2 separate regions of the Homo sapiens genome follow, and region 1 is linked to region 2. A link is a loop called in an ENCODE intact Hi-C map of the cell type or tissue named here. Cell type or tissue: endothelial cell of umbilical vein. All regions are shown on one strand. Links, peaks and the distances in the headings refer to the core of each region. The heading gives the core; the rest is flanking DNA. Region 1 overlaps FBXL13 (F-box and leucine rich repeat protein 13). Region 2 holds the start of NFE4 (nuclear factor, erythroid 4).

Region 1 (5,374 bases), core at 122-5,121, 100 kb before region 2:
CCTCCCATCCCTCCACCGAGGTCCCCATTTTCCACAATAATCAATCACCAAGTTCTTTCGGTTTTAGCTACTAAACATTCTTTAATATGTCCTTTCCATGCTTGTTCTAGCCTCTGACCTAGTTCAAGAACTCCTCATCTCTTCCTTTAACTACTAAAATACCTCCTATTTCCCTCCCTGCCCCCAGTCCTTCTCCTTTTCAGTCTGTCCCCCAGAGAACAACTCAAATAATCTACCTAAAATGGAAGGCTGACTATGACTATGACTCCCCTACACATCACCCATTGGTTCAAGTCCAATCTCCTTGACACAGTATGACATTCCCTCCATGATATCTTTTTTATATAGTGTATTCTAGCAGGACTAAGCTACATCAAGTTCCTTGAACAAGGATACATTCACATGCTTCTGTGTTGGGCAGGCTGAATTAAGAGATCCTTTCCTCTCCTCACCTCTATCACTATGCCTGCCCCATCACATCTAAATTCCCCACACCCACCCTTCCAAATTGGGCTGCAGAAAATAGGTCTTACTCACATTTGTTAATCCTAGAGCCTAGCATTTTTTTCCTTCATTCAATGAGCAATTAATCTAGTGCCTACTACTTCCCAGGGTTCTGGGAAAACAACGTTTCAGTCTTCATGGATCTGATATTCTAGTGAGGGGACTCCAGGACCTACATAACAGGCGCTCAAGATCTTGTACTCATAATAAAAAATTCTGAAAATCAAGCAAATGAAAGAGTCTTTTTAAACCACTGTCTAAGCACACTGTCTGGGACACTGCCGTGACTCACTTTTCCTTTAAACAACAAATATGGCGGTGACTAAGGCAACTTAAGTAACAGACTGAACTGCCCTCACCATGGATCCTGTGGTCTTTAGCAAATGATAATCCAATTAACTAGCAGGAAATATTTTCCCACATACATGGAGATATAACCTCACATTCAAATAATCCTCTGGAGCAGGAAGGGAATGAATAATAGCCCATTTAAGTGAACATTTTGAAAAGCTGTAGAAGATTAAAGATTTCTAAAGATACCTTAAGATATTATCACATTAGTAAGCTATTTCTCCCACTTAGAAACCCTATCCTGTTTATATTAGAAGAGGCAAATTGACATATTTCCTCTTTCCCTAATATGTACTTGGTAGGTAACTTCCTAAACAACTTTTATTCATGGATGATACAATAAATGATTCACTATTTTCCACAAAAGGAATAACTGAGGAGAGTAAGATTATTATAAGAAACACAAATCTTGAAATAACTGTGTTCTCCTCTTTGCTTCCCCCATTTAAGTTAGCTCTCTCCAATAAACATCTTTCTGGATTTCTAAATGTCTGGATTTTTGCCTTTGCTGATCAACTTCTTCATGAGTTTTCATGATTTTTCAGAACACAGTGTCCCTTTAGCCTCTCCAACCCCAAAGAGCTCTTCTACTTTTGAGGTGTGAATTTCAATTAGTTTCCTGAGCAACATCTCTATAAAGCTGTCTTGCAAGTGAATCAAACTAAACATGTTCGTTTTCCCAACCTGCAGCAAACCTGCTCCCTGACTGTGTAAGGGACACAGCTCAGGAAGGCACACCATCCTTTATGCAGATGCTCAAGCCAAAAATCTGGTGCCATCCTTGATTCACTCCCTCTCTTCCTTATCCTCACATTCAGTTGAGCTCTATCTCATTGTTTCTTCTTCCTCAGTGTCTCCCAACTGTGCTGACTTTGCTACATGCTTACTGCCCTCTCCCTAACACAGGCGTTCATAACTTTTCACCTGGATGACTACTTGATAATTGGTCACTATGCATCTGTGATTCCCATATCTGTCTAGCAGATAGAAGTGAGCTTTTCGGAATATAAATCTGACCATGTTACTGTTCTAACTGACAATACTGAATGTCCTTCCACGGTCCAAAGAGCAGAGTTCAAATTCCTTAATGTGGCCTCTGGGCCCTCAGTGACCTGACCCCTGTCTACCTCTCAAACATCATCTCTCACCATACTTCTCGCCAATAAGCCATACCCAAATGTGTAGGTTTCTTGATATCTCACACTTTTAAACCTCCATGCCTTTGTGCAGGCTGCTTCTTTGGCTCACAGAACACCTTTCTTCTCTGGGAAAAGAATCTCTGAGCTAGGTTAGCTTTCCCCTCTCTGTTTTTCACACTCATCATACTTTGTAACCACTTGCCCTACTCCTGTCTTCCCACTAGAATGTAAGTACTAGGAAGAGGAATCATGTCTGTTTTGTTCATTCCAGTATTCTCAGCACTGAGCACAATGTAGTCAGAGTAAATACTTGTTAACTAAATGTGTAGTGTGATTCTAACTGAAAATTCACCATTAAGAATTGAGAATGAACATAATTATTAGAAAACATGGGAAATTTTCTCCCAAATGGCACAACTGGTCACATTTGATCTTTGGTGGGTATCTGTAACATTCCAGAGTTTAAATCCTGAATGTTACGTCTGTAGTCAAATTTGCACTTACTCAGACCTATAATCAATCAGGCTGGTGTTTAGCTGCCCAAGTTGACATCCGGGCTGACTCATTTTAACTTCACTGTTTGAGGTTAGCTTCCTCAGCTGTTGTAGCACTGTAATTGTCAATCATTTGCCTTTTAGTTCAGAGTTTAACTGACTTGGAGGAAGAAAACAACAGAAGACTTATTTTTTTCAATCTTTTAGCAGAAAACAATTAGTATACTTCCCCATAGATATCCATTTACAATTCTCTTAAATTACATATATGCTTCAGAAGAAAATAAAAACAGAGACTAGAACTCGAGGCCATACTCCTAAGTTTTTTGTTTTTTGTTTTCTTGAGACAGGATCTTACTCTGTTGCCCAGGTTTCCCAGGCTGGAGTACAGTGGTACAATCACAGCTCACTGCAGCCTCAACCTTCTGGGCTCAAGCCATACTCCCACCTGTCAGCCTCCTGAGTAGCTGGGTCTATAGGTGCACATCACCACACCCGGCTAATTTTTGTATGTTTTGTAGAGATGGGGTTTCATCATGTTACCCAGGCTGGTCTCAAATTCTTGGGCTCAAGTGACCCGCCTGCCTCAGTCTCCCAAAGTGCTGGGATTACAGGCATGAGCCATCGTGCCTGGCCTATATTCCTAAGTTTTTAACTTGTCCTCTGTAGATAAAATTTTAATATACAGTCTTTAAAAATAAAACCTGAGCTTTCCTCAAATGCTAAAAACTAAATAAAGCATTTTAACCTTTACTCCATTCAGTCAACAAATATTCCCCCAGGCACTTCAGCCTTGTGGTAAGTGCTGTGGGGGAATTATATTTTGATGTGTTTTATAATGTGCTTTGATTCTCTACTTCTTGTCACTCTGTGACCCTTCAGACAACAGCTGGCGATTCTGCTCCTATGTGTCAGGAAAAGGTTCTTACAAAAGAACACAGGATAAAAATCCTGGGCCTTTAAGCTTCAAAAGCCCAAGCCCTGAAAGACTTGGGGCATAACATTTTTCAAAACCATGTAATCAGTTGGAACATTTTTTCCACCCCCAGATTAGGAAAAGAATCTATGTCAAAAGGAAAGGAGCAAATATGAGAAAAGGGGAGAGAAGAGGTGGAGGGGAAGAAGATGAGAAGGGAGAGGAGGAAAGGAGAGGACAGGGGAAAAGAGGAGGGGAGGGGAGAGCCAGAGGGAAGCAAATGCTGAGAAATTCATCATATGGGGGGTCTGTTCTAGACCTTCTCACTTTCTATCCAGCTAGAGAGAAAGTTGGAACCCCCGGGTAGGCTTGGGGGCCTAAGTAGATGGGAACCCATTCCACCTTTCCCAGTAGGGTTCATAAAAGCAATAAGACAGAGTGTTCCTGTGCTCGTCATTGTATCAGTTAAGAGTCAACGGGAAAAGCAGAAACAACCCTGAGCATGCAAAACTGAGGAGATTTAATTTTAATGGGGGAATGGCTACATAGGTGGTAGAGAAACTGAGAAGCCAAATGGGACAGTGACAAAATCTAGAGCTTAGCAGCAGTAGGAAGCCACTACTGTCCCTATGCTGGAAGGACAATGGGAAGATATGATGTTATTGAAGCCCAGAGGCCGACTTCATTCAGGGAAGCTGGAACCACAGCAGGCCTGTGGTTCAGAGGGGAGTAGAACACTAAGGAAATGCAGCTGATGATGATGATGCAAAGAAAGGTAGAGGAAAACCCTGGAATGTCCCTTCTACTGGCCCTGTAATCACTCAGAAATGTCTCACAAGCACCAACCCTAACATGGAATCTAGTTGACTTGTGTGAGTCACCCTGTAGCAGAGCAAGGGGAGGGTGAGTCATGAGTTTGAGGGCAAACACATTCATGATGTGGGAGCAAGAAAATGTCTCCAGCAGGTGTCTAGGACTGTGGACCTAAGACAGCCTCACAGGATCTCCATGACCCAGGAAGACCCAGAGGAGCCCAGAGCAAGGCAGACACGACAGGGAAACCTGAAGACTTGAAGGGGCCTTGGAGTTGGAACAAGGAAGAGACATCAGGGATCCACCTGGACGGGAAACTAAACACCAAATGGGCCCTCGTACATCTCAGTGAATTCCAGCTTGGACAGAAGACAACATTGAGAAGACCAGACACTGACCCTGCCATAATGAGTTGACTCCATGGTACTGCTTCCTACCCACAATCTCACATCACTCATGGACGATATGGAAGGGAAGAGGAGGTCATCTAGCAGAAAGGAGGCTGAATCCAAGTTCATTCATAGATAAAGAAAGGAAAGAACCTAGACCAATGAACAGATCTAGTCCTTCATTTAAAAGACCCCACCGAATGTTGACGAAGGATAAACACATAACAGATGTCTGCAATGCAGTGAGAAATAGAAACGGTTCATGTTAAAGGATACACTGGGGCTGGAGATGCAAGCAGAGAAATTCCAGTGCTTGCCTGCAAGGTAGGGCTTCTCAGAGAAGGCCCTCATAGACAGTTGATATTTCAGGGATGAATAGGGATTTAGCAAGCAGATGGAGGAGGGATCCTTACCTCCCTATATCTTCCTATATCCCTCCTATATAGGAAGGATATAGGATATAAGATATTGTCTTCCTATATCCCTCCAAATGCATGATTTTCAAGAGAAGTCCATATATTCCTTGTATAACTATAGCCCATAGTTCTTTCAGAAACATGGCAAATCTCTCAGGGTTATCCTCCTTTTGATTAGTAAATGGGGCAGTCCCAGAGGGATAAGATGGATGTGGCCTGAGTCTCAACCCTGATGAATACAATCAGCAGCTTGCAGGAAATGAATTCCATATCCTTTTGTAGATTTGTTGAGGCCATTTCTAGAGTTTAGTCTTGAACTAAAGACTTAGATCTCAAGGCATTCGGGTAGTCT
Region 2 (5,374 bases), core at 55-5,054:
GGCTCACACCTGTAATCCCAGCACTTTGGGAGGCTGAGGCAGGCAGATCACCTAAGGTTGGGCGTTCGAGACCAGCCTGACCAAGATGAAGAAACCCCCTCTCTACTAAAAACACAAAATTAGCCAGGCGTGGTGGCACATGCCTGTAATCCCAGCTACTTGGGAGGCTGAGGCAGGAGAATCGCTTGAACCCGGGCGGAGGTGGCGGTGAGCCAAGATTGTGCCATTGCACTCCAGCCTAGGCAATAAGAGCGAAACTCCGTCTCAAAAAAAAAAAAAAAAAGACATTTTTTGCCAGGCATGGTAGTACACCTGTAGTCCCAGCTACTTGAGAGGCTGAGGCAAGATTACCTGAGCCCAAGAATTGAAGGCCAGCCTGGGTAACATAGCAAGACTCTGTCTCTAAAAAATTTAAGGCCAGGCACAGTGGCTCATGCCCGTAATCCCAGCACTTTGGAAAGCCAAGGTGGGCGGATCACCTGAGGTCAGAAGTTCGAGACCAGCCTGGCCAACATGGCAAAACCCCATCTCTACTAAAAATACAAAAATTAGCTGGGTGTGGTGGCATGCACCTGTAATCCCAGCTACTTGGGAGGCTAAGGCAGGAAAATCGCTTGAACCAGGGAGGCAGAGGTTGCAGTGAGCCAAGATTGTGCCACTGCATTCCAGCCTGGGAGACAGAGTGAGAGTCCATCTCAAAAAAAAAAAAAAAAATTTAAAGACACTTTGAGACATAGACTGAGAGTTTGCTTCCAATGGACCCTTCACAAAGGAACTTCTAAAGAACACTGAAATCAGAAGAAAGGCATGAAATGCAAATAATAACAATGGGCAAAAAATCTAATAAGTATATGGGTAAAGCCATTAACTTTATAAAACAGTATCATGATGAAAACGTGGGGGTAGAACAATAAGATGGAACAAAAACACTAGATAATAATAACACTCTAACACCAGAGAGAGTAATCAAGAGTTAGTGTTCTAAATTTCAATTATTCTTCAAGAAGAAAGTATAAATATTAATTTACTTTAGGCCTTATTAATAAATGTACACATTAAAAATATTTGAGTAACCAGTAAAATAGTAGAAATAGAATGGTTATCTTCTACAACATGTTAAAAATATTTAAGAGTAACCAGTAAAATCATAGAAATAGAATGTATATCATCTAAAACATGAAAGTAGAAAAAAGGGGGTAGATTTAAATACTCAATAAATAGTACACTACTTGGTAATGGGTGCGCTAAAATCTGACTTCACCACTATACCATTCATCAATGTAACCAAAAACCACATCTATCCCAGAAGCTATTGAAATTACTTTAAACGTTTTTATTTTTTAAAAATTCAATAAAGTCAGGAAAGGGGAAAAATAAAACATATAAAAAGATAATAAATAATAAATAAAAAGATAATAAATAGTATAAAATGAAATTAGAAAAATGAACCCAAGTATATCAATAATCATAATAAATTTAACAAAATGTATTGGTTAGAAGACAAAAATTTTTTATTCCTAAAAATGCTTTTTGCTTTAATGTTTTTCCCCCAATATTAATGTAGCTATCTATTTTCTTTTCTTAGTTTTATTTTTAATTGACAAATAATAATTAAAATGCATTTATGGTTAAAATGTGATGTTTTGATTTATGTTTATAATGTGGAATGATTAAATCAGGTTAATAATTAAGAAATCACCACCTCACATAATTATCATTTTTGTGTGTGAAGAAAACATTTAAAATCTACACTTTCAGGCACGGAAAGACAAATTCTCCATGATTTCACTTCTATGTGAAATTTTAAAATGTTGGACTTACGGAAGTAACGAGTAAAATGATGGTTATCAGCCTTCCTTTCATTTGTGTTCATTTTGTTTTTGAAAGATTCTCCCCAACGCCCGAAAGCTTGAAGGAATGAGTAACTCCTCTCTTCTCAGGCCCAGTCCCAAGGCACAAGGCCACTTGTACCAGCAGCGTGAGTCAGCAAGATAGCAGAAGCAGGAAGAGAGCCGGCCAGAAGACACCTACCCTGGCCGGAAGACACGTACCCCTGAAGATCGAGAAACAGGCCATCTGGGTACCACATAGCAGTTACATCAGACTGGGACAATTCCTGTTTACGGAAGACTATAAAACCCTGCCCCCTACTCATTTGGTGCTGACGCCATTTTAGGCCTTAGCCTGCCTGCACCCAGGCGCTCATTAAAACAGCAGGTTGCTCCACACTGCCTCGTGTTGTCTGTTGGCACACTCTCAAGAGTTTGAACGGATACAAGAATCTTTCATCTGGTGCCGAAACCCGGGAGGGGCTCCGGTCTTCGTCCCCCGTGGACCTACCCCTCCGCCCCAGAAAGCAGGCCACAGCAGCCGGACAAAGGAAGCTCCTCAGCCTCCAGTTGCTTCTCTGTGCATGCACATCAGTCACTGATCTCACCTACTGGTAAGTTTCCCGGGAGCCCGGTTAACAAGGAAAAATCCATACAGCCTCTCTTGGTTTCTCCAGTCTGAAAATCCAACATTGGTCCAAGAAGGCTCCGACGTGTGCCAGGTACTTGCTGATCATCTGGTCTTAGGGGGACGCCTCTAAGCCATTTGATCCCGTTCCGGGAACGAAAAAGGCAGCGGTGACGATCGCTCCTTTCATCGTCTCCCTCCACCATCCAGGATGGTCTCCTTTTTCCCTGTTTTCCCGAGCCTACCCTCAGTTATGGGAAACTCCCCATCCTCAATTCCAAAAAACAGCCCTCTAGGCTGCCTCATAAAAAACCTGTAAACCTGGCCAGGTGCGGTGGCTCATGCCTGTAATCCTAGCACTTTGCGAGGGTGAGGTGGGCGGATCACCAGGTCAGGAGGTCAAGACTATCCTGGCTAACACGGTGAAACCCTGGCTCTACTAAAAATACAAAAAATTAGCCGGGCATGGTGGCAGGCACCTGTAGTCCCAGCTACTCAGGAGGCTGAAGCAGGAGAATGGTGTGAACCCGGGAGGCAGAGCTTGCAGTGAGCCAAGATCACACCACTGCACTCCAGCCTGGGCGACAGAGTGAGAGTCCGTAAAACAAACAAACAAACAAAAACCTGCAAACCTTAGGCCTCAGGCAAGATATCCATCCTCCTTGTCTTTTTTTGCAATTCAGACTGGCCACAATACGAATTGAATAATGGGTCCTAATGGCCCGCAAATAGAACATTCGACTTTACAATTTTAACTGATTTAAGCAATTATTGCTGACGACTGGAGAAATGGGGAAAAACTCCTTATGTCCAGCCCTGTTTGCACTCAGATCACAACCCGACCTCTGTAATTCTTGCTCACCTGTTCAAATCCTCCTCTATTCTCGCCACCCAGATCACCTTTCTCCTCCCAACTCGACATATTTTCCTCGTTAGATCCAGCAGACTGCTGTCCATTCCTCTCAGCCCCTGCCTCTCCCTCTCAGCCGTCTTCTTTAACCCCCTAAGCCTCCTCTTTATCTTCTCAGCTGCGATCTTCTCAGCCTTCATCTTCCCAGTCGCCATCTTCCCAGCCCCCATCTTCCCAAGCAGCAGTATCCACTTCTTTTCCTACACTGTCCTCTCCTCAGGACAATTCTAGCATTGTCTGTACTCATTACTCATTCTCCTTCCTCACTGCCCTCTCCTGAAGCCTGTAAACCCATCCCACCACCTTACGCCCCTATCTATCCTCCACTGCCTATCAACTTAACCCTCCTTCCCCCTTCAAACCCTCAGCAGGAACCACTTTCAGGTTCTTCCTTCTCTCCCACCCATACTCGCTCAGGCACCATCTTTGGCCCATGCCCCACCCTTAGTTCAGCCCCTGTGCTAGAGAGCCCCCTTCAGAAAGTAGCAGGAACTGGAGGCATTGTTAAAGTTTATGTTCCCCTCTCCCTCAGTGATCTCTCTCAAATTAACAAAAGACTCAGTTCATTTCCAGAAGACCCTACCTCTTACATTAGAGAGTTTCAGTACCTCACCCAGTCTTATGAACTAACTTGGCATGACCTCTACATTATCCTCTCTTCCACCCTCACCCCAGAAGACTGGGGCTGTATCTGGACCCTAACTCAGGTACATGCTGATACAATTCATCACCAAGCTCCTGCTCAGCCTACTGGTGCAAAGGCAGTCCCCAACCAGGACCCCCACTGGGATTATCAAGATGGGGCCTCTGGACGCTGCTGTCGAGACCACATGATTGTGTGCCTCCTTGCAGGACTCAAAAAGGCTGCCCATAAAGTGGTAAACTATGAAAAACTTTCAGAAATCACCCAAGGTCCTAACGAAAACCCAGCCCTTTTTATCTCTCGTTTAACTGAAGCCATGAGAAAATATACCAACCTAGACCTAGCCAGTCCAGAAGGAACCGATATTTTAAACCTTCAGTTCATCTCCCAATCCACCCCCAATATTCAGCGCCAGCTTCAAAAACTTGACAACAGCCCTCAAACCCCACAACGAGACTTTCTTAATTTAGCCTTCAAAGTCTTTAACAATCGTGATGAGGAAAGTAAAAGGCAAAAACAGGCAGGGTTTCAAATGCTTGCCTCCTCCATCAGGGGCCCTGCAGGCCATGGGGCCACAGCTCCACACAGAAGCCTCCTAGCAATCCACCTCCACCTGGTGCCTGCTTCAAGTGCGGCAATGAAGGCCACTGGCCCACACAATGCCCAAACCCAGGTAAACCCACGAGGCCATGCCCCCTCTGCGGAGGACCCCACTGGAAGTTGGACTGTGAGCGGCCCCTGCAAGGACCACCCCCATCCCTTCCTGAGCCAATCAAACCCTCCTACTCGGATCTCGTCAGCCTTGCCGCTGAAGACTGATAGTGCCTTGGAACAGACACCCCAGCAACTACCATCGCTTCATCTGAGCCAAGGGTAACCCTGATGGTGGCAGGTAGGCCAGTATGTTTTTAAAATTAATACCAGGGCAACCTATTCTGCTTTCCCTAATTTTTCAGGACCCACCCAGTCCTCCCAAGTCTCTATTGTGGAAATTGATGAACAAGCCTCCAAACCCTGAGCCCCCCGCTCCACTTTTCTGCTCCCTGCACACCTTTTCCTTCACTCACTCTTTCTTAGTCCTGCCCTCATGCCCAACTCCGCTCCAAGGCATCCTTTCAAAACTCCACACTGCTCTCCACTTCCACGTTCCCCATAATACCCAACGCATCAACCCAAACCCCTCTGGGGCTTCTTTCTTCTATTCCAACCTCCCACCTTAAAACATGCAACCTTTCCTTATCCCCCATCTGTAGTTAGCCCCCCTGTTTGGGGTAATTCCACACCCTCAGTCGCAAAACACCACACTCCCGTCCGTCCACATTACCCTTAAAGAGCCCACCCAGTTCCTATCACAGAAGCAGTAT

What was found. Peaks named below come from ENCODE experiments on the same cell type or tissue, not always from the same donor. Only the 100,000 strongest peaks of a DNase experiment are listed, where the experiment ranks them.
Region 1: it touches region 2 in a loop (7-fold over the local background); 2 of 110 quality-filtered maps call a loop at or near these places.

The regions. Positions count from the first base shown.
Region 1 is chr7:102,871,743-102,877,116 of GRCh38, forward strand. All of the region lies in intron 17 of FBXL13 (F-box and leucine rich repeat protein 13), which reads right to left. Among named protein-coding and RNA genes, the nearest start is that of LRRC17, 39 kb to the right of the region's middle. RefSeq lists an enhancer at 3,814-5,013. In endothelial cell of umbilical vein, for the core only: no CTCF peak of the experiment used is centred there; DNase peaks (open chromatin) are centred at 779, 2,559 and 4,249; H3K27ac peaks cover 5,000 bases.
Region 2 is chr7:102,971,329-102,976,702 of GRCh38, forward strand. The region is part of intron 7 of FBXL13 (F-box and leucine rich repeat protein 13); the gene reads right to left. NFE4 (nuclear factor, erythroid 4) reads left to right here and starts at 2,102. Exons shown (of 3, transcript NR_166512.1): 1 at 2,102-2,443. RefSeq lists enhancers at 1,623-2,822, 2,280-2,793 and silencers at 2,473-2,643, 5,214-5,374. In endothelial cell of umbilical vein, for the core only: no CTCF peak of the experiment used is centred there; a DNase peak (open chromatin) is centred at 2,013; H3K27ac peaks cover 2,327 bases.